Linked DNA regions of Homo sapiens: region 1 is linked to region 2. A link is a loop called in an ENCODE intact Hi-C map of the cell type or tissue named here. Cell type or tissue: Calu3. All regions are shown on one strand. Links, peaks and the distances in the headings refer to the core of each region. The heading gives the core; the rest is flanking DNA. Region 1 has its middle 31 kb from the start of TRC-GCA2-1. Region 2 holds the start of LINC01091 (long intergenic non-protein coding RNA 1091).

What was found. Hi-C counts contacts between places; a loop is a spot of excess contacts. Peaks named below come from ENCODE experiments on the same cell type or tissue, not always from the same donor. Only the 100,000 strongest peaks of a DNase experiment are listed, where the experiment ranks them.
Region 1: a loop joins it to region 2, with 3 times the contacts of the local background. A loop is called at or near these places in 5 of 110 quality-filtered maps.

The regions. Positions count from the first base shown.
Region 1 is chr4:123,469,337-123,486,176 of GRCh38, forward strand. No RefSeq gene overlaps it. Among named protein-coding and RNA genes, the nearest start is that of TRC-GCA2-1, 31 kb to the right of the region's middle. In Calu3, for the core only: no CTCF peak of the experiment used is centred there; DNase peaks (open chromatin) are centred at 9,625 and 10,745.
Region 2 is chr4:123,641,035-123,657,874 of GRCh38, forward strand. It overlaps LINC01091 (long intergenic non-protein coding RNA 1091), which reads left to right and starts at 8,957. Exons shown (of 6, transcript NR_027105.3): 1 at 8,957-9,295; 2 at 11,753-11,868. In Calu3, for the core only: no CTCF peak of the experiment used is centred there; DNase peaks (open chromatin) are centred at 8,797 and 9,237.

The DNA of each region.
Region 1 (16,840 bases), core at 5,940-13,939, 170 kb before region 2:
ATCTTCACATTTGTATACTCAAAGAACAGAAGACACGCTGGAGTAGTTCTGAAGGAGCGATACTGTCTCATGTTTAGTTTCTCACATCAATAAGTACAGACTAACAAATAACTCTTGATGGCTTCTTCCTGTCTTCAGTGTATTATTCAGAGATGACTAAGAGAGACTTAGATTCAGTATGGAACATTAATGTAAAGTTTGTATTTTGTCATGATAATCTGTGAAAGTCTGCCTTTATAGACTGGACTGTAGGAGGCATAATATTAATAAAATTTTTTGTAAAAGAATAATTCTCTAAGACTTTTAAAAGCTATAGTTTACATTTTATCAAATGTTCTTAAATACCTAAGCCAGTGTTCAAAATTCAGTTCATTCTCATTTAAGGACACTGATTTTAATTGCTCACACTAACTTACAGAATGACTGATACATATGAAAACTTATATCAGTTGGAAGTTGCTTGTTGAGTTTCCAAACCAGAGCATTATGTCTGGCATATATAAGGATTTGGTCAGCTGTTATCTAGTTAAGAATTTATGCTGGGCCTGGTGGCTCATGCCTATAATTCCAGCACTTCAGGAGGCCAAGGCGGGCAGATCACTTGAGGCCGGGAGTTCTAGACCAGCCTGGCCAACATGGCAAGACCCCATCTCTACAAAAAAATTTTTAAAAAAATTGTTGGGCATAGTGGTGTGAGAGTGCCTGCAGTCCCAGCTACTTAGGAGGCTGAGGTGGGAGGATAGCTTGAGCCTGGGAGGTCAAGGCTGCAGTGAGCTATGATTATGCCACTGCACTCCAACCTGGGTGACAGCAGTAAGACCCTGTCTCCAAAAAGAAAAAAAGAAAAAAAAAAAGAGAGAGAATTTATAACGCCCATAAAATTAAATCCTGTTGGCCAGATTATTGCCCAACAAAAAGTATATTTTAAAGACCCTTTAACATCTCTTGTTTTGTATTGGTAAGTTTGTACCCTTCTAGAGGAATAGTATAGGACAGATCCTTGTAATGATACAAATATACCAGTCAGTAAGCCCACATGTGCACATATGTTGCTATACTTCCAGTAGGTAGATGTACACGTGCATAATTATCTCATTCTACATTGTTAATTCATACATTTATCATTTTTATTTGCTCATGTACTTATAATCTCAAAGTAGAATCAATATACTACATCTACATGCTAAAGTTTTGTAATGAGCATTGTGAAGTTTAACATGTATTTAAAATTTTTGCTTTAAAATTTCTAAAAACACAAAATGTTTCACAAATTGAGCTAGGTAATAGATGGATAAAATAAACATTGAGTTGCCTGACAAGTAGGAATTCCCCACCTCAAGTTTCTGAATTTTATACTAGAATTATTTTAAACATATGTGGTTATAAGCTTATCAGATTTCCAAAAATGAACCTTCTATAAAAATCACACTGGGCCCCTCAGCTGTGATTTCTTCCATTATTTATAGACAAATTGAAAACAAATGTTTTTTTCAAAAAAATACAATGAACTGAAAACAGCTGTCAGGATGTACTTTTTCTCTAGAATTCATCTGTAATACAGAAGTGTAGTAAACCAGCACTTAAGTCTCCGGAAATCGTGCCATATTTAGTGGTTGTTTTAGCATTAATTCAGAGATATAAGTATTGATGCTTGCTGCAACAAGACCTGAATATCTCATTTAACTCAGTGAAGATTATGATTCAAGCAAGTGACATGGGGCCAAATGCAAATATTACATTTTGGAGTGTCTTAGTTGCAAATATATTTTACAAAGGACAGACTTTTTGAAAATTCATTTGAAGTGTTTTAATGAATATTATAGAGATGATTCTGGACATTTCTCTCCATGGCTACTGAAGCCTGGAGTGAATGCCTGACCACTATACAAGATCATAGAAAAGGCAATGAGCAGAAAAGCTCAGAAAATATGTGCCTCAGAAAATATACGCATAAAATGTAGCATGGCTTATCTATCTGTTGTAAACAAACATTTATTTTATTTAATAAAAACATTTCTCTTAATTTAGTAAAGGTATATTAAATTAACAAGAACTTATTTTAAAATTGAACATTTAATTTATGAAGACACTATGAACTTTCTCTAACCTAAAATAAAATCATTATTTTTAAATGTGATACCTTAAGAAGGATGTAACATCACTTATGTAGAATTCTTGCCAGAAATGCATAATCTGAGTTCATAAGAAAATATCAGACAACTCTAAATGAGGAACAGTCCACTTAAAAAAGAAAGAAAGAGAGAATGAATTCTTCAAAAATGTTAATGTTGGTCAGGCGTGATGGCTCACATCTATAATCCCAGAGCTTTGAGAGGCTAAGGTCAGAGGATTGCTTGAACTCAGGAGTTTGAGATGAGCCTGGGCAACAAAGGGAGACCTCATTTCTATAAAAAATACAAAAAATTAGCCAGGTGTTGCGGTGCACACATGTAGTTCCAACTACTCAGGAGGCTGAGGCAGGAGGATTGCTTGAGCCCAGGAGTTTGAACTGCAGTGAACTATGATTGCACCACTGTACTCCAGCCTGCGCAACAGAGTGAGACTCTATTTTAAAAAGAAAAAAATAAGCTAATGTCATAAAAGACAAAGAAAAGCTAAGGGAATTTTCAAAATCAAAGGACATTAAAGAGACATGACAACAAAATGCAAGACCTGATCTTAGGCTAGATATAATTCTAAAGGAAAAAATGTTATAAAAGATATTATTGGGGTAAAGAGACAAATCTGGAATACACGTGATGGATTAGATAGAAGTATTGCATCAATGTTAAATTTACTGAAGTTGGTAACTGCACTGTGGTTATGTAAGGGAATATCCTTATTCTTAGGAAATATGCACTGAAGCTGGGGTAAAGGGCCATGATGAATGCAACTTAGTCTCAAATTTTACAGAATAATAAAGAAAATGAGGCAAAATGTTAACAAGATAATGTGGGTAAAAGGCATATGGGTGTTCTTTGTACTATTGCAACTTTTCTCTAAGTCTGAACTTATTTCTAAACAATAATAAGTCTGAATTTATTTTCCATTAAGTCTGAATTTGTTTCCAAATTTATTTTCAAATATAAAAATTAGCTTACTTGAGAAAGATTGATTTCTGGGGACCATAAACTCTTCTTAGATAAATGCTGTCATAGAAAAAATATGCTAAAACCACTGGGTGTTATTAAATATCGGTTGAATGATCTCTGACTGAATGAAAGAATACAACTGGTGTGTTGAATTACTTTAGATTTTGGTTTCAAATTCCATGGTAATGGATATGAAAAAATAAGCAGGGTCACTGACTAAGTCTTTTAGTGACCAAGTTTATTGTACTGTATACCTCATTTTGTTGTGCTATGAGTTTCAAAGGATTTCTTTTGTTTTGTGTGATTTTTTGTTGTTGTTGTTGTTGGTTGTTTTTTTTGAGACACTGTTTGGCTCTTGTCGCCCAGGCTGAAGTGCAGTGGCACAGATCTCTGCTCACTGCAACCTCTGCCTTCTGGGTTCAAGTGATTCTCCTGCCTCAGCCTCCCGAGTAGCTGGGATTACAGATGCCCGCCACCATGCCCAGCTAAATTTTGTATTTTTAGTAGAGACAGGGTTCACCATGTTGGCCAGGCTGGTCTTGAACTCCTGACCTCGGGTGATCTTCCCGCCTTGGCCTTCCAAAGTGCTGGGATTACAGGCGTGAGCCACTGTGCCCGGCTGGATTTTTCTTTTGAAGGCTCACTCAGTTGGTCATCAATCTTGAAAAAGCCTAGTAGCTCACAGATTTCTCTCCAGGGGAAATGGGTAATTTTTTTCTTATGGTCACAACTTCTTTACAATTTTATTAAAGTTTTCACCTATAACGTATTTCATGAGAGCACATTTTAAGTATTTTAAATTACTTTGGAATTGCCAATTGAGGAACCCAAAGTCTTTTACTATACTCTCTTCCCCTAAAAAATATACAGACAGTGTTGTTCCTATTACAAGATGCAAGAAGCGAAGCTCTTCACCTAGCTTCCTTCTTTATCTTTGTTTTACCAATTGCTTCATGCTCAGCTATCTCCTCCGCATGTCTTTCCTGTTTTTTTATTTGTGATAAAATTGCTTATAAAGATTCAAGTGCATTAAACAATATTTTATGCTTTTTATGAAATCAGCTTAAAGTGAGTGATTAAAGGGCTATGAAATGGGAAAAAGTTGTTGGTCTTGACTATGCAATTTTATTTTATTTTTCTTGACTGGATGAGCAGATCATGATGACATGGTCTCTTCTAAAACTTGCTACACAAAATATGATCTATAGACTAGCAGTGTCAGCATCATCTGGGACCTTTTCGAAGTGCAGAATCTTAGGTCACAACCCAGATGTAATGAATGGTAGGCCTCAGTTTACCAAGAGCCCCATGTCTTCTGTATGCCCATAAAAGTTGAGGAACACGGATTAAACTTCAAAGCTATTCTAAAACAGGTGTTCCTGAGGACTCTAGAGGATCCGGTGACCTAAATTGCCATCAGCTGTCTCACTACTAGGATCAATTTTAAGAAAAATAAAAATAATGGCTGTTGTGCCTTGTAATACCTTACTTTCTGATTATTTGCTACAATTTTTTCCATTTGAAGACTCCCCAGTCTTTTTAGTTCTTTTTTTTCACCTTCATTGATTGTTTTTATTGTTTATCCTAATCTTGGTGTTGTGTTTTTCCTAGAAACACTTGTCTTGGATTTTCTCATTATCTGCCCACATAATTACCCAATTTTTTCCCCATTGTAGTCATGGAATATGTGCTTTAAGACTTAAATCCTTTGAAATTTATTGAGTCATATTTATGGCTCAGCATATGGCCTATCTGGGTGACCATTCTATGTGGACTGGAAAACAAATATGTTTAACAGTTGTTGGGTGTGGCGTTTAGTAAACATCAATTAAGTTAATTTGATCAGTTGTATATTTAGATCGTTTTTATGTATCATGATTTTTTATACTTGTTCTATAAGTACACTGAGAGAGGGGTATGAATTTGTCCCCCTTTGAGTCTTTGCTTCATGAATTTTGATGTTCTGTTATTAGGTACAAACATTTAGGATGGTTGTCTTTCTGACAGATTTCTTCTTTTATTATTACATATAATGTCTTTATTTCTTATAATACTCTTTTAGTAGAAATCTCCTTGGTCTGAAATTAACATAGCCACTCTAGCTATGTTTTTTTTCTTAAGTTTAGTTGAAATCTTCCAAATTTAAATCCATGTCTTCTTGTCTGGTCTTTAAAGTTATGAATAAGAATATTTTTCAACACTCTTTTCCTTAGAGAAAAATATGGAGAAACTATTAAAATCACATTAGCCATCTCTTTTATAAGACTAATAACTTTATTTTACTCTTTTCTTATGATTTAACATTTTACCAATTTTTAAATGTTATTTTCTCCCTTGAAACTGTACTGCTAACTGTACCTTAAGAAGCATCAGGAGGAACCTGCAGCAGAAATTTCCGCTGTTTGTCATGAACCCCTTTCCCTTCTTATTCCCTCACATTTATTTCTCACCTTTGATGCAGTATTAAAGACTCTAAGGGGATCCCTGTAATAGCTGCAGTTTTTTTGTTTATCTTGGATGATTTAACTGTCAGAGAGAGATGGGACATATTTATATATGCCAGGAGCATGCCATGTGGTAGCACTGTCCAAGGTGCTTGACGTGTATTACTTCATAGAATTCTACAAAAACCCTGCCAAGCGGTGATCATTGTTCTCATATTAAGAAAAGGAGATTGAGACTTATACAAGTTAAAGAATTTGTCAAAGTCAAATAGTGTGTATACGTTAGCTGGATTCAACTCCAGATCTCCCTGAGCTCTTTCTGCTACACAATGTAGTTTTGTTTAACTCTTCTAAAAGAATAAAAGCTCAGTTGATTCTTTCTTAGCTTGATCAGGCATATTAGAATTAGCATTTTTAGCATGTCATTAATGCTTTCACTTCAGCAGTATTTACTTTTCATTAACTCTCAGAGCAATGACAGTCTTCTGTTTGTATGTCACGGTGGTTACATAGAATTCTGAGGTTCACATAGAGTAACCTACCTATGTTCACCTTTCATGGCAAATGGAAAAATACTGATCAACCAGTAGGATCTGAAATACGACTTCTAAACAGCCTGACTGCTGATCCACCAGGAAAGCCATGACCAGTTTCAAGGTAGGGGTGTCACAGATACTAAAGCTATAGAATCCCCCTAATTTTTCAGAAGGGGTCATGGTGGTGGGGATAGCAGTGAAGAGTGGGGTCCCTTCCAGGCCACAACACCTGTTCCTTTTCTCTTTTTAATAATTGAGGATGACACTAAAGCTGCAGAAAAAGTACCTTAAAAACTATGTTTTTAAAACTTATTGTGAAATGATTAGGCATATAGAAAAGCATAGATAATATAATAAATCAGGGGTATACAGTCTTTTGACTCCCCTGGGGTACATTGGAAGAAGAATTATCCTGGGCCACACATAAAATACACTAACACTAATAATAGCTGATGAGCTAAAAATCAAAACTTCACAAAGAAAACTCATAATGTTTTAAGAAAGTTTATGAATTTGTGTTTGGCTGCATTCAAAGCCATCCTGGGCTGCATGTGATCCACGGGCTATGGGTTGGACAAGTTTGCAATAAATATTGGCATTCCAGAATTTTGCTTAAGAAATGAAACATTAGAAATACAATGGAAACTCTTTCTATATCCACCCCAATCCTATTCTCATCTTCCCTCTTCCCCAGGGGTGATATGTATTTGAGGTTTATGCATGTTAACAATCATGGCTTCAATTCGTTTATTTTCACTTCTGTGTAGAATTCCACTATATGAATATACAGTAATTTATTTACCTACTTTCAAATTGATGTGCACTTAGGAGATGGGTGAGGTTGGTGGTGGAATGTGTGATTACATGTGAGTTATTTTCAGGTCCTGTTTTTGCTTTGGGAGAGAGGTACACAGATGCTTATTACATTTTTTAAAGTAAGTTAATAATTAAATATAAGTTGAACATTCACAGCCCAATGATAATATGTGCCATAAACCAATGATCATGATTAATCAAATTAATGCACAACAGATTGATACTAAAAATGGTAATTGTATTAGTTTTCTAAGACTGCTATAACAAAGTACCACAGACTAGGTGGCTTAAACAACAGACATTTATTTTCTTATGATTCTGGAGGCTAGATGTCTGAGATCAAAATACTGGCAGGGTTGGTTTCTTCTGAGGCCTCTCGTTGGCTTGTAGATGGCTATGTCTCTTCTATGCATCTTCCCATGGTCTTTCCTCTATGCCTGTGTCCTAATCTCCTCTTCTTATAAGGACACCACTGATATTGGATTAGGGCCCACCCCAATCACCTCATTTTAACTTAATTACCTTTCAAAGGCCCTATCTCCAAGTAGGGCCACATTCTGATGTACTGGGAGCTGGGACTTCAACATACACATTTTTGGGGACCCATTTCAGCACACAACTATTATAGACAATGCTTCAGTGACATCCCTGTAAAGGTCTCCTTGTGCAAATAAGGGAAAGTTCCCTGGAGAATCCAGCTAAGTATGGAATTGTCAGGTCATATAACACAATACTATTAAGTGAATGATGATGTTGATAATTACACAGTGAAAGTTTGAAGAAATAGCAATAGTAGTAGCTAGCACTTTTAAAGTGATGATAACTGATAGAGTTTGGATATCTCTTCCAAATCTCATGTTGAGATGTAATCCTCAGTGTTGAAGGTGGGGCCTGGTGGGAGGTGTTTAGATCATGGGAGCAGATCCCTCATGAATGGTCTGGACATCTCCTTGGTGATAAGTGAGCTCTAGCTCTCACAGCTGGTCATTTAAAGGTATGTTGCACCTGCTCCCACTCTTTCTTGCTCCTGCTTTCGCCATGTGATGTGCCTGCTCCCCCTTTGCCATCTGCCATGATTGGAAGCTTCCTGATGCCCCTGAAAGAAACATGCCACTCTGCTTCCTGTACAGCCTGCAGAACCATGAGTCAATTAAACCTGTTTTCTCATATATTACCCAGTCTCAGGTATTTCTTTATAGCAATGCAAGAACAGCCTAATACAATAACTGTATATTATATAAAATTATATTTAAAGTCTATAACTTTTTTTGAGGTAGGTGTTGCCATTATTCTATTTTACCAATAAGAAAACTGAGGCTCAAGGAAGTTAAGTCATCTTTCCCAGGGCCCCGAGAAACCAGTGATGAAGCTGAGATTATAGCCTAGAACTGTTGGATTCCAAAGCTCATGTTTTTATACACTATAGCAGCTTCTATAGTAGCTTTATTTGGAGAATGCATGCATGCGTGTGTGCACGCACACACACATACACACACTCCCTATTTTTATAAAATGCTGCCCTAGGGCACAATTAGCCACTAGTTGGAAAACTCATTCATCCAGCTGCACTAGATACTAGATGTGGCTGGAAGATGAATGACAACAGTATGTGAGTACAGCCTAGGAAAAAAGAAGGTCCAAATTCCCAGAAAAACAACTCCCAGAAAGGCAGCATCTGTACTGACTTACAAAAATAGAAAAGTGGGGAAACCTTGTGGTTTAGAAGCAGAGACATTACATCCTGTGACGTGAAGAAGTGGTGGCTGACGTCCTTGTGAACAATGGCCACAGATGCCAGGCCACAGAGAGAACACTGCATGAGGGAAAAACCGTGTGTCACCAGCTGTGAGACGTGCACAGGAAGGAAGCATGGGGCCAACAACAGCCCGGCCTCTGAGGCTGCTGTGAGGAGTAAAGGATTTGATCAATGCAGGATGCATAAAGTGGCGTCTGCACATAGGGAGCGCTCGGTACAGGTTGTTATTACTGTTGGTATTCTCTTCATGTGGACCATTCTCTCAGACACACAAGACAGAAACAGTAGCCTTTTTGAAGGAGGAGGTAAGGATTAGATTAACAAGCCCTCCATTTATGGTGGAGGTGCCTGCTCCATTAATCCAATCAACTCAACCTTTAAATAACACTTGTGCAAATATATCCTGGATGACACTTGTGAGGGAAATGTGGTAATCTTTCTGGACTTTTACAACACAAAAAATTGGAATGCGTTTTATCACACCAAAGCAAGCTGGAAAGGGTAATTTGGATTTCACTTGTGGCATGCTCCATAGTCATTTTCTGTAAACGAAGATCCAATTTTTAGGGTGGGGGCAAATATACAAGGTCCAATGATTTGAAAAGATGTTTTATTATTTTTTTCTCCATGCCTTCCATCTTTTCAGCCCAATGGGAATTTCTTCCCTTGAACAGTTCTAAAGAATCACAGCATTAGAGATAGGAATTATTAGGTTATTTAAGCTATCTTTCTGCTGATGAGGAGCTATTCCTGTAGTACAATTTATAATGCTTTTCTGAGTGTGGCTTTGAACAATGTGACTTTTATCAGATGAACCGTGGTGGAGATGGAGCCCTCTGTTTGTGTTTAGAACAGGTCTAGCCTAGGGAGGAACGAGGAAGACCTCTCAAAGGCTCACCTCCGCACAGCAGGCCTGATCGGCTGGCTGGAACTCAGAAGGGCAAAAGGGGAGTGAGGCTCCACTTTGATGTGGTTCGCTTGCAGCCCCGTTGCTGTACTGTGGTGTGCATATGTTGGGGGCAGGGCAAGGGTAATAAATACCAGGGACACTTTTGCAATGCGTGCCTGTCAGCTGAGTGCTGGACAAACATTTTTACCACTGGCTATTTCCCTGAGGCTTCTGACAGTTTGTGCAACTTGTGTAAGACATTCCTGAAAGAGAGGAGCATTTGTTCAACTTATATAACTTCTTTTTACATCATAAGACTAAAGCAGTCCTTCCGGGCTCATGTCCTGTTGAATGTGATCCAACTGAAACTTCTTTCCTCTGCATACTCAGAAACCTGACTACCTGTGTAAATTCCTCCTGATAGCATAGCTTTCTGTTTGCCCTCAGTCCTTCTCTGGCCCTCTCAGACACCCAGGTTCATAATGACATTCCTTCTTCCTCTTGTAATTCTATTGAATTGTTAACAAAAAAAAAAAAAAAAGGAGTAATAGCTGTGATCGATTTCTACAATGTGTTCTTAAATTGTGTGTGTGTGTGTGTAAAATGTGTATATTTTTGCACTTGATCTTAGCCAAAAGGCTGAGAAATGACCAAAGGTCTGTATTTTTGAATTACTATATAGGAGCATAGGAACTGCTGTGTGATTCTGGAATTGTAACAGAGGAGTAGCTAATGGAGTTTTGAGGGATATTATGATGTGCATATAGCTGGGGAAACTGGGTGCTCAGGAGTATGAACCTTCATTCACTCACTTCCTGCTCCCAGTAGGAGATTAAGAAGGCATGTGCAACTTCTTATATTTGGTATAGCTTTTGTTTCCTGCCAATCTTTTTTTTTCTTTTTGACAAAAATGCTGATTGGTTTTGCCTTGATTTATTTGTATTTAGAGGTTTTCAAAATGAGTTGGTTTAAGGCATTACGATTGAATACAAGTTAATCGATAATCACGATTGTACACCAGTTCTTCCTAATACATTTTATCCTGTGGCCCTGTAAAATTTCCAATCGACCAAAGCAAGCTTGGTTGGTAAGGGAATGACTTACACAGGATCTTTTTCATTTAGGGGTTTGCAACTTACAGTGCACCTTCACATAGGTCTTCTCATTTGACTTGCGCAATAGCCCATGAGTAAACAGCACAAGTGTTATTAGATTCAGCTGACAGAAGAGGCCACCACAAGGGCTCAGAGAGGTGAAGGGGTTTGGTCTAAGTCACAGCTAGTAAGTGGCATAGCAAGTCTACTTTCCTGCAAAAAGCATTTATTGCTTAATCATGCTAGTGTCTATTATTGTGGTTGGTTTTTGTGTTTGTTTGTTTTGCTTTCGGGGACAGGGTCTTGCTCTGTTGCCCAGGCTGGAATGCAGTGGTACAAATATGGCTCATTGCAGTCTTGATCTCCCCAGCTTAAGCAATCCACCTGCCTCAGCCTCCCAAGTAGTTGGGACTAAAGGCGTGTGCCACCACGCCCAGCTAATTTATTTTTTATTTTTTAATTATTTTATTATTTATTTATTTATTTATTTATTTTTGAGATGGTGTCTTGCTCTTGTTGCCCAGGCTGGAGTACAATGGCTCAATCTCTGCTCACTGCAACCTCTGCCTCCCAGGTTTAAGTGATTCTCTTGCCTCAGTCTTTGAAGTAGCTGGGATTACAGGCGCCTGCCACCACGCCTGGCTAATTTTTTGTATTTTTAGTAGAGACGGGGTTTCGCCATGTTGGCCAGGCTGGTCTCAAACTCCTGACCTCAGGTGATCCACCCGCCTCAGCCTCCCAAAGTGCTGGGATTACAGGCGTGAGCCACTGTGCCCAGCCCATTTTTTATTTTTTACAGAGACAGCGTCTCACTTTGTTGCCCAGGCTGGTCTTGAACACCTGGACTCAAGTGATCCTCACACTTTGGCCTCCCAAAGTACTGAGATTACAGGCATAAGCCACCGCACCCAGCTATTATAGTTGTTATCTCCATGTGCCAGCCACTGTGCTTGGTGCTTTATGTACGTTATCTCAATATCCACCACAAGTGCAAGAGTTGGCATTAATTACAACAGAAGAGGAAACTGAGACTTATGTCCCCCAGACAGAGTCTTCTCATTTGGAGTTGGGTCATATAATGTAACTCTGATGCTTCATATACTATACCACATTTAGGAACACCAACCTGCCTCTCTCACTAAATGTTAGATTCCTTTCCTTGTTCTCATGTTGCCTGTTGGGGCTGAAATGGGCTCTGCTTGAGCATAATGGAGATGGAAGAAAGTGAATAACTTGGGCATAACTCATCAGTGGTGGAGCCTTGGCTGCCACAGAGGTGCTTGGTAAGGAGCTCTGAATCATATACATGGGGAATAAACCACAGCAGAGCCTACGACAAGAAGGTGAGGAACACAGCAGCCGTCTGTTGTCATACAGCAGCTCCCTTGGAGAAGAGGCCAGTGTGGACTCCAGAAAAGCCAGGTTCTCATCGCTGCACTGTTGTGTGTTTATAACACCCTGGTGTTCTTGACATGCTGCTTGGAGAAGCCTACTTCTGATATCCATGATGGGAAGGCCACTCAGCTCTTAACTTGGGGTAATCTTTCTTTTTAAAAAATTGTTGTGGCCGGGCACGGTGGCTCACGCCTGTAATCCCAGCACTTTGGGAGGCCGAGACAGGCAGATTACCTGGGGTCAGGAGTTCAAGACCAGCTTGGCCAACATGATGAAACTCTGTCTCTACTAAAAATACAAAAATTAGCCGGGCGTGGTTGTGCATGCCTGTAGTCCCAGCTACTTGGGAGACTGAGGCAGGAGAATTGCTTGAACTTGGGAGATGGAGGTTGCAGTGAGCCGAGATCATGCCACTACACTCCAGCCTGGGAGACAGAGCAAGACTCCGTCTTAAAAAAAAATTGTTGCTACTGCTGCACCTTTGGCATTATCTGTGAGCAATCTTAGTGAATTTGGCAGAGATTAGGACCAGCGTGCATTGGGAAAAACCAGAAGTGGAAAATTTGAGTAAAAATCTTCAGGAAAGTACAATAAAATGTTCCTGAAAGTTAAAATTAATCACTTGAATATGTGTGGCCTATATTTTTAAGTTTAAAGTTGAGTTTCAAGGTGTGGCCCCTTGTAACATTCATGAGACTGGCTATAAAAAATTGCCATTATTTTTGAAACTTTCTATTTCAAATGATGTTGGTTTTTAAATGTTCCAAAGTAAAGAATGTGATATATCAGACAGAGCTACAACTGGCTCTTACAAGTCTAAGCTTTTCCACCTATAAATGGGAGTAAAAACATACCTGGTAAGAGGTATCATTTTAAGTTATTGGAGATGCTCCAAAACCTATCATCTTAAAATTAAAATGCATGATTTTCAAAAGTATAGAATGTTTACAAACTTATATCTTGAAGAATAGTTGACTGAAAATCACTTGGCTTATGTGAAAATAAAAAGCCACGGCCAGGCGTGGTGGCTCATGCCAGTAATCCCAGCTACTTTGGCAGGCTGAGGCCGGGAAATCACTTGAGGTCAGGAGTTTGAGATTAGCCTGACCAACTTGATGAAACCCCCTCTCTACTAAAAATACAAAAATTAGCCAGGTATGGTGGCCTGTAGTCTCAGCTACTTGGGAGGCTGAGGCAGGAGAATTGCTTGAACCTAGAAGGTGGAGGTTGCAGTGAGCCAAGGTTAAGCCACTGCACTTCAGCCTGGGCGACGGAGTGAGACTCCATTTCAAAAAAAACCAAAAAGGATTTCTCTATGTCCACTGGTTTCTTTTTGTACCAAAGGAAAGGTAATCTGAAATCACTCAAATGAATTGTCCCAGAGATAGAGACTATTCAGGTGAGTGTGGTCAGATGCAGGGACAGGGTAAACTCACACTTCCTAAACGAGTGGACAAATCAGGGCTTGCTCAGGAATACAGAAGCCACTCTATGTATTCCAGATATAAAGAGTTTAATTGAGAATTAGGAATTCATGCAACCTTTGAATAGCTGGGAGGGAGGGCTGCACTGGTGCACAGGTCATAAAACTACCCCTGAAGATCAGGGGAACAGCCCCAAAGGTCAGAGTGGTTGACACTGAAGCCTACAGCTCCAAACACTTGGAGTAATTTTCAAAAGCTTGTCTGCAAGCTGCTGCACCTCTTGAGAACCTCTGAGAAGTTCTCGCTGTCTCAGTCTGCTGTGCAACCTTGCCTGTGCATTTGTGTACAAATGCCTCCAGAGAATAGGCTTCACACTCCACATCTACCCCAAGTCTTCTCCCGTGAAGTGACTCTGCAAGACGATTGTGTAGAAGTTTCCACACTTAGGAGGGGGTGTTGGTGGTGCCAAGTTAGCAGCAGACTATCCAGCAACGAGGCCTGCTTCTCTAAACTCTCACAGAAAAATGAAATGTGATATAATCACTGAACAAAAATAGACCCCAACATGACTTCATTCCTTCACTCATTCATTCATTTAACAAAGTATCCTTTGAATAGCTGGGCTATGTGGTATGTACTGGGAAAACTATTGTGTAGAGATAGATTCATCCCTGCTTATTCTACCTGGGGAGACAGTGAATATACAAGTAACACCCTCAAAAATAATCATAGCTTTTGATGATATGAAGGACACAGGGGCTATGGGGGGCGTTTTGGATGGAGTGGCAGCTCTCTGGCAACTATTTCTCATAGTTCCTTGTATTAAACTTATCTGGATATATTCCTTTTTCTTTTTTTTGAGACAGAGTCTCGCTCTGTCACCCAGGCTGGAGTGCAATGGCGTGATCTCGGCTCACTGCAACCTCCGCCTCCCAGGTTCAAGTAATTCTCCTGCCTCAGCCTCCTGAGTAGGTGGGATTACAGGCACCCACCACCACGCCTGGCTAATTTTTGTATTTTTAGTAGAGACGGGGTTTCACCATGTTGGTCAGGCTGGTCTCGAACTCCTGACCTCGTGGTCCGCCGGCCTCGGCCTCCCAAAGTGCTGGGATTACAGGCATGAGCCGCCGCCCCCGGCCATCTGGATATATTTGTTTTCTTTTCTTTTTTTTTTTTTTTTTGAGATGGAGTCTCACTCTGTCGCCCAGGCTGGAGTGCAGTGGTGCAATCTCGGCTCACTGCAAGCTCCACCTCCCGGGTCCACGCCATTCTCCTGCCTCAGCCTCCCGAGTAGCTGAGACTACAGGCGCCGGCCACCACGCCTGGCTAATTTTTTTTTTTTTTGTATTTTTAGTAGAGACAGGTGTTTCACCATGTTAGCCAGGATGGGCTTGATCTCCTGACCTTGTTATCCGCCTGCCTCAGCCTCCCAAAGTGCTGGGATTACAGGCGTGAGCCACCGCCACCGTGCCTGGCCCCATCTGGATATATTTCTTGTCTCCTCTGTGAGGTTTTAAGCTCTTGGAGAACAGGAAAGATAGATCACTTATAACTATATTTTTTATAAGTCTTGTACAGAGTAGGACAGTAGGCACCAAGTAACTATTAGTTGTACAGATGTGGCCCACGGTTCAGAATTCCAAACATAGGCAGGTGGTTTCATACGAGTCAGATGGCAGACTGTTTTAGTTTTGCATGTGATTCACTGCTTATGTAGACAAGGCTACATTGTAGGGACTGGGCACAGATCCCTCCGATTCTTTTGTCTGATAGCTGGGATCTAGGCCTTGACACTCTGGTTCTAAGAGTTCTGATAAAGCCGCCCTCCTTTGAGGGGATGGATTTCTCCAGTTTAACTGCCTGAAAAGGGCAGGGTCAGGGGTAACAGGATTATCAGAAGGGAAAACATGTCAATTAATATATGCAACTAGGATTACATTACACTTGGCATCCATCCAATCTCTACAGAAAGGTTATCTTCTCAGAGAGGTTTTCCCTGAGCAGCATGCTCCTCAAAAAAGATACATGTGGAAAATTAAACCTCATCACAAATTCCAGAGATAAATATTTTAGTTTTTAAGTTATTCAAATTAAAGGTCTACATTGACTGCAGTAATCTATTAGTGGAGTAATTGTTTAACTTTCAGAAAATGACCCATAGGACAAAAGTGATGAGTAGGACAAACATAGGTTTGTTCAAGGTTACCTTTTGGGGATGATGTTGAAAGTCCATATCTTCCCAAAAAGCAGATCATATAATGAATCATGCTAATCATGTCCTCTTACTGGCTTAAGAATCTGTACAGATGTAAATGAGATTTACAGTTTCTTACTCTTCTTTTGTATTCTATCAAAATTGAAATAATCGCAAGGGAAACTATGCCAAGTGTTAAGTTTCTAGTCTTTTGGGTATCTCTCCATAGAAACCTATCCCAAATTGGCCAGGCACAGTGGCTCATGCCTGTAATCCCAGCACTTTGGAAAGCCGAGGTGGGCGAATCACTTGAGGTCAGGAGTTAGAGACCAGCCTGGCCAACACGGTGAAACCCCATCTGTACTAAAAAATACAAAAGTTAGCCAGGCATGGTGGCGCACGCCTGTAATCCCAGCTACTCGGGAGGCTGAGGCAAGATAATTGCTTGAACCCAGGAGGCAGAGGTTGCAGTGAACCGAGATCGTGCGGCTGCCCTCCAGCCTGGACAGCAGAGTGAGACTCCATCTCAAAAAACAAAACAAAACAAAACAAGAAACCTATCCCAAATTATGTCTTCTCCCTGTGTTTGAGTCCCTTTGGTAAGAAACAGTCTTGATGCCCAGATTGACAGGGGAGACTAGGTAGCAAATTTTACTGCTGCCTGTCAACATATAGTTAAATGTTGGTAGTTAGAAGCCAGCTAATTCTAAGGGACCTTTCTGTGTTTCACCATTTCCCCTTCCTACTTCCCACCTCCCCAAAGCTGTTAATGGCACATTTTGCCCCAGCCTGTGTTGCAGCCAGTGTTGAACAGATGGATCCCAGCGGCAGCCTGAAGATGGGAAATCTGTTTGGGCACAGAAGGGCTCAGATTCTTCCCCAGCTCCTGATTCCATCTTTATAAAGCCTGCTGAAAATTCAGGTCTTCTCATTGTAATCCAGAAGACATGTTCTTGGTTTTTTGCTCCTTTCTTCCACTGTGGCTGTAAATTATTTTCCCATCAGTGATTTATGTAGTATCTTTAAAGAAGAAAAATCTGTCTCAGACTGAAGAGACAGTCTGGGAGAGCCGCAAGAGCTCCCTCCATGCCACCAGGAGAGGGTCTTGGAGCATTAAACCATGGTTTTCTTTGATTTTTTGACTGTGAAAGAAAAAAAGCTTATTCCCTCTCCCACATCTTTCTCCCTACTTCAGTCCAA
Region 2 (16,840 bases), core at 5,401-13,400:
GGAAGGAGGGAGGGAGGGAAGGAGGGAAGGAAAAGGAATAATATTAATTTTTCTATAACTCAACCTGGACTTATCTGGGCCTTTATTTTGAATGGTAAATTTGATCTTTTTCTGGTACACTGTCAATTCCGTAACATCCAGCATTCCAGGGAGTAAGCATAGTTGAGGCTCCCACCTCCCTATCTTTTATTTTTGTGTTGAACACTGGAAGCTGTGCCATGACACTAGCGGGCAACAGACTTCCAGCCCACTCTGTTCTCAGACCTCTAACGGGTTTCTTTTGATTTGTTCACAGCCCTCCTGCTGTGACGCCCAGTCACCAGGCCTTCTTAAGTTACTCTATAGCCCCCTTTTCTGGATCACAAGACTCTGTCGGGCCTCCCTACTCTTTCTCAGAAACTCATCTCTGGCGGCCCAAAGGCTACCTCTGCTCCCCGCTTCCAGATGGGCTTAGCCTGGCCCAGCCACCTTAGCTCCGTGGTTATTATTTCTGTGTGCTGGATTCCTTAGTGTTTCCTCCAGCTTCCTTGGGGAGTTAGGCCCACATTTCCTCTTTCTTTAGAGTCCCTTAAACGTCTTTAGGCTCTTCATTACGTCCCTTCTCCCAGGGGTACAGCACAGGGTCAGATAAAGTGATTATTTTTTTTTCTTAGAGATTTCACCAGTGCTGTTCACTCAGTTGCTCAGGACAAAAGCTTCACACTCACACTTGAATCCTCTCTTAAATCCCATATCAATAGAATCAACTGCTCCTGTTCTCTTTATAAATTACGTATTTTAAATTCTGTCTGTTTTCCTCGCTTGAGTTTTCCTTACTTTTACTCTTAAAAGTAAAGAACTTTTAAAATTTACTATTGTATTTTCAGAAGACTGTGATGTGGTATATGTGCAAAAAATTTGTTTAATGAAATGCCTGAACAAATTTCCTATTGTTAAAAGTATTAATATAAGTTGTTTTCTTTTAGAATTATTTTTATAAACTACTTTTTTTTTTTTTTTGAGACGGAGTCTCTCTCTGTTGCCCAGGCTGGAGTGTAGTGGCATGAGCTCTGCTCACTGCAACCTCTGACTCCCAGGTTCAAGTGATTCTCCCACCTCAGCTTTCTGAGTAGCTGGGACTACTGGTGCATGCCACCACACCTGGCTAATTTTTGTATTTTCAGTAGAGACAGAGTTTTGCTATGTTGCTCAGGCTGGTCTTGAACTCCTGGTTCAAGCAATCTGCCTGCCTTGGCCTCCCAGAATGCTGGGATTGTAGGCGTGAGCCACTGCACCTGGCCATTATAAACTACCTTTTATGGACATCTTTTGAATTATCTCTCAGTATCCAAATTTGCTAAGAGTTAATTCCTAGCAATTAAATTTCTAGATTAAATAATGTGCACATTAAAAAATATTGATGTATATTGACAAATTTCCTCCCAAAAATTTACATCAAATTATACTTCTACTAATCGTATGTGGAAATGCTGTTCTTTCTGGCTCCTCAGCAGTACTGGGCATGATCCTTCAAAATCTTTACCAACTTGTTAGTTGAAAGAAACACACAATCTGATAGCCTTAATTTAGGTATACATATTTTTGGTATTCTTAATTCAGAGTAAAATGTTCTGATTCTGTTGCCAGATTCTGGGTGGACTGGGATAATATCACTTAGTACAGAATAGCGGAAGACTTAATTATTACATACTACTTAAATTACAAAATAAAATAATAAAAGTTTTGCCTTTCAAACTAAAACTTCATCGCTTTAGACCTGGAAACTGCCCCCAAATGATCCCATACTTCTGTGTATCGATTTCATTAGATTTGGAGAAGTTTTTATAGAGGTGTCTGAGCTTTACTCACTCAATCCTTCATGCTTATGTTTCATATCAATAAATAATAAAGATATATGTATTTTTCTATAAGATGCTCTACATATGAGAGTCTAATGGTTCAATTTGGAGGAAAGGGAATAATTATTTTATAAAGAGTTCCTGCACATAGTAACATGCCTCTTGAGGGAAAAAATAAGGTTACAGTTTTTTTTTTAGTTGTAATGAATATAAGGAGGTGAACCTGGCCTTATGCTATGTGTGGTAGCTTTCCTTTTGGCATACTGAAAGACAATGTGTTTTGTAATGGAACAGAAGCATTCCAAGCCACCCTTCTGTGTCTCTTGCTTAGCAGATTTATGTACTCTTGGCTAATAAGTCTGTCCATATAAACCAATGGACTCTTTCCATTCTCTACGCCTCGTAGCTCTGAAGAGACGACCCCTGTCTTTAGCTCTATGAGCCCTAAAACCTTTGAAGCAAACAGTAATATATTACTTTCCTCTTTGTGTTTTACTGCTTTCTCTAAAATGTGAAAAATAGCTAGAAGGGTATGTGTATACATATTTATGTGTTTCTAAGCTTTAGTTTGGAAAGGCTGAAGTTTCAAATTAAAAAAAAAACAGCATTTCAATCACATTGTGTGGCTTATATGACCTCTATTACTTAGAATACTGGAAATATCTATTAAATATCTTTTTTGCCTACAAGCATTCACACATTTTCTTGGTTTTATTTGACCAAAGAATATTTCAGCATCAGACTAACTTGCACCAGTATCTGTTCATATGTTTTGAAATTAATAGTTCTTGAAAGAAAGAACAGGTCATATTGCTCTCATTTACCTTTTTTGGCTTGTACGTGGATTTTCATAGACTGCAATGGAAATACTGTGGACAAGGATTATCTCTTCAGATTTAGATGTAAACACTAGAACTTACTATAATAACTTGGATCATGCACCATCCTAGGAACTAGGGTTATTTCCTTGAGACACTTGAGTGAATGGATCAGTTGCCAAGCAACTTGCATTCTTATGGGGCTAGGCTGGGGAACAAAAGGGCACCAGGTGGTAATACATAAAAGGAAAATGACAAAGACACATGGAAAAATAAAGCCTTCATCTGGGAATTGTAGTGTATGCCTGTTCAGAAATTTGGTATATGCTCTTCCTTATTCAATTCATTTCAACAGCTATCAATCTATGATAACATCTTTAATATCTGTGGCTATCCATCCATCACCCATCCATTCATTCACTCATCCATCCATCTGGACAGACTTATTTTGAGTTTAGAAATTACAAATAGTAAGCTAGAACTGTATGTCTCTTATATTAACTACTTTGCCAATAATTATTGTTCATTAATTTTTTACCGTTTCTCATAATTTCGTCTATTCCTCTTACAACTCTATGTCTTATATATATTTTTACTTTTAACCTTCTTCTGGTACATGCTTTCTTTTTCTCTCAGAAGTGATTATAGACAGTGAGGCCACTAGATGGGAGGGAGGAGGGCAAAGTTTAAAAAACTAACTGTTGGGTATTATGCTCACGATCAATTGTACCCTAAACCTCAGCATCATGCAGTATACCCACATAATGAATCTACACATGTGTGCCCTGAATCTAAAATAAAAGTTGAAATTATAAAAATAAAATAAAATCCTATATTCCATCTAAAAACAAAACAAAATGAAAAAGAAGTGATTTTATTGCTTCAGTGTTACTTGGTGCTTAGGCACTCAATCTAGGTGGGAACATAGATTCCTACAGAAGATTGTTGGGCCAGGCCTTATGCCCCCACTCTATATGAGACTTCATTCCTTGGCAGCCATATGCTGAAACCTAACATCCTTGAGTCCAAGTGGAAAACAGTGATGATAGTCTAACATGTCAGAAGTTTGGACACACAGTTGTACATGTAATCAGCTTTATATATTTTAAAACATAGGTCAGTTCTATTTGTTCAAATACACTATAAAAATAAACTTTTTCTCATATAGAAGCTAAAACTAAAGAAAACTATGAGTTCCTTGTTTTTGAGAGCTCTGCCAGCATCATGTCAGATTGTGTTAATGAGGATCTGTACTTTTTAATAGACTGCCCCTAGTACCATGTAACAATTGGAATCCAGTCATTCTCAAGAATTTCAGGAAAAAAAAGTACAATCCAGTTCAGAAACATGTCTCAAGGAACAAGAAACTATTATTTATTTAGTGCCTATTATATGCCTGACGTTGTGCTAGGCATTTCTTGATAGATTTTAAAACTTAATCTTCAAAAATCCTTGTATAGTGAGTATTATTACCCACATTAACAAATATGAAACTAAGCCTTGGAGAAATTAAATAACTTGCACAAAGTTACTCAGCTCCTAGAAGCCGTGCTTTTTGCCCTCAGTATATTTAATTCTACTAAGTTACACTATTGAGGGTCCTGCTGGTGATTGTAGAGACATTAGAGACAGTGTCTCACTCTGTCACGCAGGCTGGAGTGCAGTGGCACCATCATAGCTCACTGCAGCCTTGGACTTCCGGGCTTAAGCAATCCTCCTAAGTAGCTAGGACTGTCCTAGCTACACCTGGCTAATTAAAAAAAAATTTTTTTTTAGGGATAGGGTTTCACTATGTTGCTCATCCTACTCTCAAACTCCTGGCTCTCTCTCTCTCTCTCTCTCTCTCTCTCTCTCTCTCTTTCTTTCTCTCTCTCTCTCTCTCTCTCTCTCTATATATATATATATATATATAGCTTATCTGAAACATAGGAACTTGAACTTAGAACTTTCTGAGACATACTAATACTGATTTCTTTTGCATCATTTAAAAATTACTATCATTCCTCTTTGCAATATGTCTGATTTACTCAGGAGTGAGATACATTTATCAAGATATCCCTGAGCTAGAAATGGAAAAGTTGGGTGTCAGGCTGCCTTCGCAAAAGTGAATCCTTTTAGATGATAATTCTTATGCAGGTAACTAATTAAGGACATGTCTCTAGGAGAACCCAATGATTTCATGAGCGAAGCCAGGGAAAGAAAGAGAATAAGCCATGCAAAAGTGCTTTTTTTTTTTTTCTTGAGACAGGGTGTCGCTCTGTCACCAGGCTTATATAGATGTGTACATATATATGTATACACACACACATATATTTGGGCTTTTATATGTGTGTATATGTTTATAATATATAATATATATGTATGCCTAAATATTAGAAGCTTAAATCAGAAGCTGGCAATTTTCACTGGAAACAACGGAGGGTTCAGTCCAGGTATTCTGCCCCCCAAATGACTCTTTGCTCTCCTGGGAGGGGAAAAGGGAGTTGATACTGAGGGGGATGCTGAAAGGGCTTCATATGTGGGAAGCGATTGCCCTTGTCTCCCACTTCCTCTTAGGGCAGTGGTTTTCAAGGTGTGCCTATCTTAATCATAGGAGAATATTTCTCTTTATTTTCAAAATACACAAATGTGTGCGTCTCTACTGCGAATCTTTTGAATCATAACCATGTGGGCCAGTGGAGAGGTGTAGATAAAAGTAATATTAGCTTGTGCAAAGTTACTTTTTCCCATCTTTCTATTGTGAAAAAATTTAAACATACAAAAGAAGTTTAAAAAGGTAGTACACTGACACCCATATATCTACACCCACATAACTCATCCACATAACTGAGATTAAGAAACCCTCAGGTGATTCTGATGATGATTTTACTCTAGGTCTTGAAACCTGCATCCAATCAACTTCCTCTTGGGCTGGATCAGGGATAGAGAATGGCCTTGCATCGACCCACGTCTCCGCAGTCGTTAAGTGCATCTTGGGATTATCTTTCTAGATGAGCCTGAGGACCAACAACCTCTAGTGACTTCCTTTTAGCCTGTTACATATGTCTCTGGAGTAGTCATGGAGAGGTTATTGGGTTGGAGCTGGCAACCGAACAAAAGTCATTTGCCCATATTTGACTTATTGATATTTCAAGAGCACATGTTATTATGATCTTGAAATAGGTAGTTAAACACAAATGTTGGATTATAAACCAATTTTTAAAAAGTATGTGGAATGAAGAAACTGAAGCTTGGCCTATTATGGAAAAAAAAAGAGTCCAAGTCAACTTTTTGAAAGATTCCAGAGCAATGGACTACTTTAGAATCATCTGTCTGAGTGCCTGTATCCTTTTTTCAGAGCCCTTTAAAAACCTGATGAAAGTGCTAGATGTTCTCATTAGTGATTTGTATATAAACCATATAGTTTATTTTGTATGTAAATTCAGGATGGATACTAAGAGAAATTTTTCAGGAATCTGCCAGGTTAAAAAACACGTTTCTATACCTTCCTTCAGTAAAGGAAGGTCCTGGTCTGTTGTGGGACCCAAAATATGAATGAGGTCAAAAGATAGAATTAGTTAATGATGTAGTATCAAGCTTTGGAGTAAGACATAAGTCTTCCCCCAAATCATCCAGTTCAATCCTCTGGAAAACTGAGAGATGTAAAATATGGCAGAAATATTTTATCTAATTTAAGTAGCCATTAAGAGCCCTGTGCAGCATTAGGTTTACCATGAACAGAATGCTTTTAGTTTATTAATTCAGAACTGTTTTCTTACCCAACAAGTCCCTTCTTAAATGTCATTCAGGGAAGAAGTTTTTAAGCACTCAATATCTAAAGATAGTCTATGTCATTCTCATCATAATGTCTTAATTTCCTTTTTAGCAAATTTGACACCAGCATTTGTATTACTTGTTGATTTATTTGTATTTGACTGTCTCCCCATAGAATTTTACCTCAATCAGGATGAAGACCTTGTTTACCTTGTATATTACTGTATCCTTAGTGTAGTGTACAGTGCCATACACAGTTAAAGGCTAAAAAATACATGATGAATGAATGAATGATGAATTTACAGAGTTTGTGGTCAGACCCAAGCTTATGTAATTTTCTTGAGAGCACATAGGAAAGATATCTGGGAAATTACGTTTGTAATAAGTTCTTCTCTTGATGATAATGATGAAGACCATTGTGATGAAGATGGTAACATCAGCTGCCTTGGCAGCTGCTGTGTGGTAAACTGAAGTGAGCAGACCAAAAGAAATAAAAAGACACCGAAAGCACAACTTTAAATGATATCCTTTAATCTCTGGCTGCTGGGAAGAGCAGCCGCAGATAATCTAGTTTGTGTGCTAGGATCCCAAAAGAGCTGACAAACTATGAGCAAGATTAACTCTTAAGAAAAAAAAAGGTAAAGTCTCTGATAGCAACAGGTATTGTAAACAGTGGTCACTGTTGCTAATGAGAGAATGGGCTTGCTGTGTATCTGGGCCACAAAGACCTGTGCCTCTCCCAGGCTTCCCAGTGAGTCTTGTGAAGCGGCCCTGTCAATACTGGTCTTTTCCAAGGGGAAAATCCAGGAGATCACACTCACCCATTTCTAGCTATTTTCTTATATAGCTCTAGTTTACTAAGAAAGACATTCAGAGACATTTAGTGTAATTATTGTTACTACCTTTTCTGCCATTAAAAATTATTTTATATGACTTAAAAGTGTATACTGTGTAAATAAAACTTTTTTCCACATGTCTACGGTACCTGGCAAGTCTCAGTTCATTATTTGTTGAAATGTTCACCTTAAGCATTAGGAAATCTGCATATTTCTTGCTATTTATCCTTAAAACAGAACAAAACCTCAATTAAAAAAAAAAATTAGCTGGGTGTGGTATCTCATGCCTGTAATCCCAGGCTGAGGCAGGCATATCACTTGAACCCAGGAGTTCTAGACCAGCCTGGGCAACATAGTGAGACCCTGTCTCTACAAAAAAATACAAAAAATTACCCAGGCATGGTGGCATTTGCCTGTAATCCTAGTTACCTGGGAGATTGAGATGGGAAGATCACTTGAGCCTGGGAGGTTGAGGCAGCAGTGAGCCATGATTGCACTGCCAATGGGAGACCCTATCTCAAAAAAACTGAAAAGGATTTAGACGTGTGTGAAGTTCATTCTACAATTCAGTGTGACACTTTTATAACCAAATGAGTACCAATACCCTTATGAACACACATATATAAAGGAAAGAAAATAAAGAGAGAAAGAAAAAGAAGAAAAAGAAATGTGGTTAGAACTCCTTGTTTCATTTTACTCTGACTTGATTATTTCCCAGGCCCAAATCTAGAACTGGAAGGTGGTAGCTTATTGTATCAGAGGTTAAGCTTGTGGCTTTTATTTCCTGCTCCATCTAGAACCAAGATGTCCAAAGAGTATGTTTGGAAGGACTTTTTTTTTTTTTTAAATGATTTCTAGCTCTGTCTCTAGTCAGAGAATATGGAGGAGTTTGGGCCAACTCCAGAAAACAACTTCAATGTAGAAAACCATGGAGCGCAAGGTCCTGCTTCCATATATTTATTTTCGTGGAGCAGGTGGCAAGTTCTCAAAATAATTTTGTCTGTGAGATACAGATATTTCTGGGACATTTTCATAACCAGCTTCCTGCAGTAATTAGCTTCAGAGCTGGAGTATGCTAGAAACTACTGGGCCCTGGGCAGTGGTTAAATTAGGTGTGAACGTAAGCTGGGCTGATCTCCATTGTGTAGTTAAAAACCAAAGGTGGGCACAGAGAGAGTATTTGTTCTGCCCTTTCTTCACCCACTGCATTTTCATTTCCCCTTTCTCTACTCCAGAGGCCTAATAAAGGACTCTAATGTACGATACTCAACACAGCTTTAAAACATCCACGCAGAGTACAAAATTGTAGTAGGAATTTGGGTTTTGTTTTTCTTTTGAGTTTAATATGACTTCCTAGGTTCAGCGTATTTTGTAATATATTTCTTAAACCGCAGGATCATGAGGGCAAATTCCCTTGGGGGAAAGTGGCTCTGTGAGTTGATTAGCACCGTTTGCCTGCTTCCTAACCCTCTTCTGCTCAGGTATTAGTTGTTCAGACAGCTGAGCTTCAGCTCAGCTCTCCAGGTCCTGCGCTCCATTTTAATGCAAGCCAGTGATGCAAAGTCCCCGGCTTGGCTTGTCAGAACTTGATAGCTCTGTAAACACTGAAATCCTTGTTGCCATAACACCAGGAAAAATAATATGGGCTCCTGCATATAAATATAACGAAGGCCTTGGGGAATGGGAGCATTTCTAAATGACTTGAAGCTCTGTCACGGCATAATCTCTTATAAATAAATGTCAGTGTAGTCACTGAATGCAGACTGGATTTTTGCCTGACTACGGTGCTCAGCCTTCTAGACAATAGTTATGCTAAGGGATTATCTTTTAACATTGTGCAGTTATCTCCTTTGTTTGTTTTCTTTTTTCATTATTCACATAAGCCAAGGGAAATGAAAAGCATCTTATTTCAGGCAAAAAGGCCTGTGAATGATTAACTCTGGTTCCATGCGTTGGGACTTTGCATAGCAACCCCGTGGCTTGCAACGACAAAAAAGCTCAAGGCAGGAACAGCAGCCCAGGGACCTGAGACCAGCGTTCTCAAATGAAGGTGGTGAGAAACAGATTAAGTATAAGCATTGTGTTTATGGGTAGAATTCTCTGTAGCTGGCCCATTTAATTTGGCATTCGTTTTACTGCACTTTTCTTGGTGAAGATGTGTTTTGCTGACCTTTACTCTTGCTTTTTGAATACATTTGAGAATTCAAGTGAAACTTGGCCATGATTATGGCATAATGTGGTTTATGTCACCATATTTTATGGGTTCTCCCTAATACTATCCCAAACTGGGCTAACTCTGGCTAATTTTATATTTAAAAATGGAAATAACAGATAGCTTCATAATAGCATGCAGGTTTAATTTTAGCTCAACTAAAACTTTGTTGGTAAATTTTGGCACTCTTGAAATTATATATAACAGAAAGCATTATATGAAATAAAGATAAACAAATGGTGTGATTATGTAATTCCAATTAAAAGCCTATAAGTATGTAAAGAACCCAGATTGTACAAATATGAAATCTGAAATCAATATCAATTCCATATCCTTATATAGACATTTGGTGCTTAAACATTTATACAACAAGGTCCATTTAAAGATTCGAGTTAAAAGAGTTAGAAGAAAATGAAATATAAGCTAAGGACAGAAGAAACATTTGAGAATTTAGAAAAAAGCAGTATAGTTATAATTGAGCCAAAATATTTAGGACACTTAAATTTAGACTGCAAGTCAATCCAGATGTTTATTTATTAATGTTAATAATGTTTCCAGTGTTGTTATACAATGCTAAATCCCAGGGGTTCTGCTTCTGAGTTTAAAGACAAATGCAATGATCTTTATTCTTTTCCAGCTCTGTTTTAATTTTAGGAGCTTTTCTATAGCCATGATTTTCCCATAAATGTGTTTGCAAAATCTCGAGCAGCTCCTGATGTCTTGCAGAAAGTCTGAGTGAAACACTGCTCTAGCAAAGCTTTCCATGTTCTGCATTGCTCTTCTTGCTTCCATGGCAATAAAGAGAGAAACTTGGCATAAGAATATAATCTGTTCCTGCCTGTTTCTCATCTGAAGTCATAAACCTCTGCCATCCCACCCAAGACTAGAATTTCAGCTGGCATGAAACAGCTGTCTGCTTACAGGTTTATTCCGGTAGTAACCAAAGACAAAACTATTTTAATTGAAGGCCCTAGGCTGTTCTCCAAACCCTCACAATCTCTGGGTCATCCCCAGGAAGAAACCATTGAGGAAAAGGTACAAGTTACATTCTTTCTTATAGTTTTTGACACACTGTATATTTATGAAGTTGAGAACATTTTACCCTTCTAATTTGACTACATTGGATGCCATGGAGAAAAGGAGGGTCACAAACTCAAAAGCCCTGAGGGTTCAGGCACACAAACTAAGTCAGCAGAGAGTAGGCTGCAGTGCATGGGTGGAGTGTCCTGTCCGAAGGGGCATCTGCTACTCTGCTTCACTTATTGCTACCATGTGGGAATGTGGAGGCCCAAGTTGCTAGATATTCTGATTTGTCAATAGAAGTTCTCAGTCCTGCTTTTTATGGGAATTCTGCATAGTTTTAAATGTGGGCAATTATTCTGAATAAAAATCAAAACATTATGAATGTTAACCCAAACATGGCTCTGGATTGGATGTCTGGGGCTGCTTGGGTTCAACCCCTAGACTTTGCTCTTGACTCACTACTGGTAGACTTTGCATTTATCATTTGCTTAGGTTCTATAACTGTCAAGTAGCATAATTTATTTACACATTTTCCTTCTTACTCTGGTTAGTACTGCATAAAGAACACAAGTTTTGGAGTTGGGGAGAGATGTAGATTTTACTAGTTCCAGATTTTACCAAATTGTGACTTGCAGCCTCTTAATCCCTTGAAAGCCTCTCTTATGCCATGCAGAAATGAAAACCTATTTTACAGGAAGTTTGGAGGATTAAATAAACTAATATGTAAAATAATTAGCCCAGCCCTACAGGTGCTCTTTGCTTAGTGTTACCATTCTGATCATTACTATTAAGAACAAACAATACCATAAAGTGATCCACTTTAGAAGACACAAGGACTCAATCAGAAAGAGTTTCTCTCAGTATAGGGAGAAGAGCCTCTTTGTAGATCTAACATGCAATATAATACAAAATTGTATCAAGAGCCATCTTCATGTTCTTAAAGAATTTTGGGATTTTGTTGCTAGAGAAGACCTTGAGGAAACAGAAACTCTGACAACTAGAAATGACAGAAACATCAATTTCATCAGAGACATTAATATTTGGAACCATGACAAATAATGCTTTCCTTGAAATTCACTGTGACATATTAAGAACGTAACTTGTTATGAAAATAAAACCAAAGACTATATCTGGAACTATGTTGTAAAGTAAAAGAATGTAGGCTAAATTTTTTTCCTATCCATTTCTGTGGGATTATTTACTTTGGAAATAAATGGATGAAAGTCACTTAGAACATTTCCTGTTTTTTTTTTTTTTTTTTTTTGTACCCAGCCAGATCTGCTGTTAGAGGAGAATTCTTCTGTCCTAGCTGTGTCTCTGTGATCTGTGGATGAGGGTGGGAAAGCACCACTCAGTCAATTGGGGTGTACAAAATGGAGTTTGAGAAGGTAAGTGATGTTTTCTCCATGCTTTCTGTTCAAAATTAAGTGCAATTAAATGCTTTTTTTTTTTTTTTTTTTTTTTTTTTTTTTTTTTTTTTTTTTGAGATGGAGTTTCACCCTGTTGCCCAGGCTGGAGTGCAATGTGCAATGGTGCGATCTTGGCTCACTGCAACCTCCATCTCCCAGGTTCAAATTCTCCTGCCTCAGCCTCCAGAGTAGCTGGGATTATAGGCACCTGCCACCACACCCAGATAATTTTTGTATTTTTAGTAGAGAAGGAGTTTCATCATGTTGGCCAGGCTGGTCTCGAACTTCTGACCTTGTGATCCACCCACCTCATTCTCCCAAAGTGCTGGGATTGCAAGTGTGAGCCACTGCGCCCAGCCGCAATTAAATCTTTAACATTCAAAGGAAGAGACTTTCTTCCTTCTTTCCTTTTCCTGGAACAATGGAAAGTAATAACAGAAAATAAATCAGTCTAACAAATTGTCTAGTGGTAAAAACAAAACAGGGTACTGATGTAATATGGTTCAGTGTATCTTGGGTCTTTCACATGACATGTCCTCTTGCTTAATAAGAGTTCTTTGACAGTATGATATTGAGTGGTGAGATTGTGTAATGGATTATTTGAAGTGTTCATCTATAAGCCATTCATATATTTACTGACAAAACTCTTTTATTTTTAAAGCTTAATGGCAGTTAGTGGTGGTTATATAGGAGTCTGCCATAAACTCCATATCTATATATGGGAGTTTATTTAGTATTAACTCACACGACCACAAAGTCCCACCATAGGCTCTCTGCCAGCTGAGGAGCAAGGAGAGCCAGTCCAAGTTCCAAAACTGAAGAACATGGAGTCTGATGTTCAAGGGCAGGAAGTATCCAGCATGGGAGAAACATGTAGGCTGGGAGGCTAGGCCAGGCTCTCTTTTCACATTTTTCTGCCTGCTTTATATTCTAGCTACACTGGCAGCTAATTAGATTGTGCTCACCAGATTAAGGGTGGGTCTGCCTTTCCCAGCCCACTGACTCAAATGTTAATCTCCTTTGGCAACACCCTCACAGACATGCCCAGGATCAATACTTTGTATCTTTCAGTCCAATCAAGTTGACACTCAGTATTAACCATTGCAGTAATGAATAATAATATCTCCATCTACCGTAAGATAGGAACTATACTAGGCACTTAAAGGACATTGCTTATAATACTCATCACCCTTTATGTGGTGATATGGTTTGGCTCTGTGTCCCCACCCATATCTCATCTTGAATTGTACTGCCATAATTCCCACATGTTTTAGGAGGGACCCGGTGGGAGATAACTGAATCATGGGGGCAGTTTTCCCCATACTGTTCTCCTGGTAGTGAGTAAGTCTCACGAGATCTGTTGGTTTGAGCAGTTTCCACTTTTGCCTCTTCCTCATTTTCTCCTTGACTGCTGCCATCCATGCAAGATGGGACTTGCTCCTTCTTGCCTTCCACCATGATGGTGATGCTTCCCCATCCATGTGGAACTGTAAGTCCAATTAAAGCTCTTTCTTTTGTAAATTGCCCAGTCTCGGATATGTCTTTATCAGCAGTGTGATAACGGACTAATAATACATGTAGGTCTTCACGTCCGTTATACAGAGGGGGTAAATGGAGTCTCAGGTATAAATGGCTTCCCTCAGGGCATGTAGATAATTATAGGAGGCTAGAATTGAGCCAGATTTGTTGTTCTAGGCTCCTCTACTGTACACTTTCTCAAGTATTTTAGGGAATAATTTGTCCCACTTGTGGGACAAATGAATTACTTAGAAATCATCAGCAGTGTCTGACAGACAGCAATCCAACAGCAAAAACAGAGGTAGAACAAGATCAGTTAACACATATCAGAGGGAAAATTATTCAAGATCCCTTGCTATTTCTTAGCAGAGAAGGAAAGGTATTCTTCCCCTCTTGCTGACTGTATACATGACATGAAAGGAAATGGAAAAGAATTGAAAATAAAATGGCCATGATAAGGTATAGAATAAAGAGAGAATGGGATTGACAAAAGCATAAAGAAACTAGCTTCCCCCTCTCCTTTTCTCTCATGAACTCAGGCTCTTAAAAATGAATTAAGGGGGCTGGGCGTGGTGGCTCATGCCTGTAATCCCAGCACTTTGGGAGGCCAAGGTGGGTGGATCATGAGGTCAAGAGTTCGAGACCAGCCTGACCAACATGCTGAAACCCTGTCTCTACTAAAAATACAAAAAAAAAAAAAAAAAAAAAAAAATTAGCTGGGCGTGGCAGCACATGTCTGTAATCCCAGCTACTCAGGAAGCTGAGGCAGGAGAATTGCTTGAACCTGGGAGGCGGAGGTTGCAGTGAGCAGAGATCAGACCACTGCACTCCAGCCTGGGTGACAGAGGGAGACTCCGTCTCAAAAAAAAAAAAAAAAAAAAAAGAATTAAGGGCTACTAAATTTGATTGTAGAAAATGTCACCTAACAGCACCTGGCATTCACTAGACAAGACATGGTCATTCAATAAATGTGTGAGCAAGTAAAATCTTTGGTAACTTTGTTTCCATTCTTTCTAAAGACTCTTTACTCCAAATACTTTTTTCAATCCTGGTTCAGATGTCCCCATGTTATGAAGAGTATTAGATGATAAATAAATCAAAGGGCCATCCTGAGTGCAGAAAGAAATTCTCATATCTCATTGCAGATAAATTAGCATGACAAAATGCCTCCACTCTTTCTTTTCCTTTGGAAAAAGATTTTGGGTTTTTTACTCATATGTCTGTGTATTAGTCTGTTCTCATGTTGCTATGAAGAAATATCCAAGACTGGATAATTTATAAAGGAAAGAGATTTAATTGACTCACAGTTCCACATGGCTGGGGAGGCCTCAGGAAACTTACAATTATGGCAGAAGGTACCTCTTGACAGGGTGGCAGGAAAGAGAATGAGTGCTGAGCGAAGGGGGAAGCTTCTTATAAAACCATCAGATCTTGCGAGAACTCACTCACTATCATGAGAACAGCATGAGCAGCATGATGGTTAAATTACCTCCCACTGGGTCCCTCCCATGACACGTGGGGATTATGGGAACTACAATTCAAGATGAGATTTGGGTGGGAACACAGCCAAACCATACAATTCTGCCTTTGGCTTCTCTCAAATCTCATGTCCTCATATTTCAAAACACAATCATGCCTTTCCAACAGTCCCCCAAAGTATTCCAGCATTAACTCAAAAGTCCAAGTCCAAAGTCTCATCTAAGACAAGGCAAGTCCCTTCCACCTATGAGCCTGTAAAATTAGGAGCAAGTTAGTTACTTCCTAGATACAATGGGGTACAGACACTGGGTAAATACACCCATTCCAAATGGGAGAAATTGTCCAAAACAAAGGGGCTACAGGTCCCATGCAATTCCAAAATCCAACAGGGCAGTCATTAAGCCTTAAAATTCCAAAATGACCTCCTTTGACTCCATGTCTCATATCTAGGGCATGCCGATGCAAGAGGTGGGCTCCCATGGCCTTGGGCAGCTCTGCTTCTGTGGCTTTACAGGGTATAGCCCTCCTTCCAGCTGCTTTCACAGGCTGGCAATGATTGCCTATGGCTTTTCCAGGTACATGCTGTAAGCTGTTGGTGGATCTACCAGTCTGGGGTCTGGAGGACAGTGTCTCTCTTGTCACAGCTCCACTAGGCAGTGGCCCAGTGGGGACTGTATGTGGGGGCTCCAACCTCACATTTTCTTTCCACACTGCTCTAGCAGAGGTTCTCCATGAGGGCTCTATCCCTGCAGCAAACTTCTGTCTGGACATCCAGGTGTTTCCATACATCTTCTGGAATCTAGGTGGGATTCCCAAACCTCAATTCTTGACTTCTGTGCACCTGCAGGCTCAACACCATGTGGAAGCTGCCAAGGCTTGGGGCTTGCACCTTCTGAAGCCACAGCCTGAGCTATACCTTGACCCCTTTTAGCCACAGCTGGTACTGAAGCAGCCAGGATGCAAGGCATCAAGTCCCTAGGCTGCACACAGCAGGGGGGCCCTGGGCCTGGCCCATGAAACCATTTTTTTCTCCTAGGCCTCTGGGCCTGTGATGGGAGGGACTGCCATGAAGGTCCCTGACATGCCCTGGAGACATTTTCTCCATTGTCTTAACATTCAGCTGCTTGTTACTTATGCACATTTCTGCAACAGGCTTGAATTTCTCCCCAGAAAATGTTTTTTTTTTTTGATTGCATCATCAGACTGCAAATTTTCCAAACTTTTATGCTCTGCTTCCTCTTGAATGCTTTGCCACTTAGAAATTTCTTCTGCCAGATGCCCTAAATCATCTCTCTCAATCTCAAAGTTCCACACATCTCTAGGGCAGAGGCAAAATGCTGCCAGTCTCTTTGCTAAGGCATAACAAGAGTTACCTTAGCTCCAGTTTCCAACAAGTTCCTCATCTCCATTTGAGACCACCTCAGCCTGGACTTTATTGTCCATATTACTGTCAGCATTTTGGTTAAAGCCATTCAACAAGTCTCTAGGAAGTTCCAAACTTTCCTACATCTTCCTGTCTTCTGAGCCCTCCAAGTCTCTCGGAAGTTCCCTATTTTCCCACATTTTTCTGTCTTCTTCTGAGCCCTCCAAACTGTTCCATCCTCTGCCTATTACCCAGTTCCAAAGTTGCTTCCACATTTTTGGGTATCTTTATAACAGCACTTCACTATCTGTGGTACCAATTTACTGTATTAGTCTGTTCTCACACTGCTATAAAGAACTGCTCAAGAGTAGGTAGCTAATAAAGGAAAGAGATTTAATTGACTCACAGTTCTGCATGGCTGGGGAGGCCTCAGGAAACTTAGAATTATGGCAGAAGGCACCTCTTCACAGGGTAGCAGGAGAAAGAATGAGTGCTGAGTGAAGGGGGAAGTCCCTTTTAAAACCATCAGATCTCATGAGAACTCACTCACTATCAGGAGAACAGCATGACAAGCATGAGGGTAACCACCCC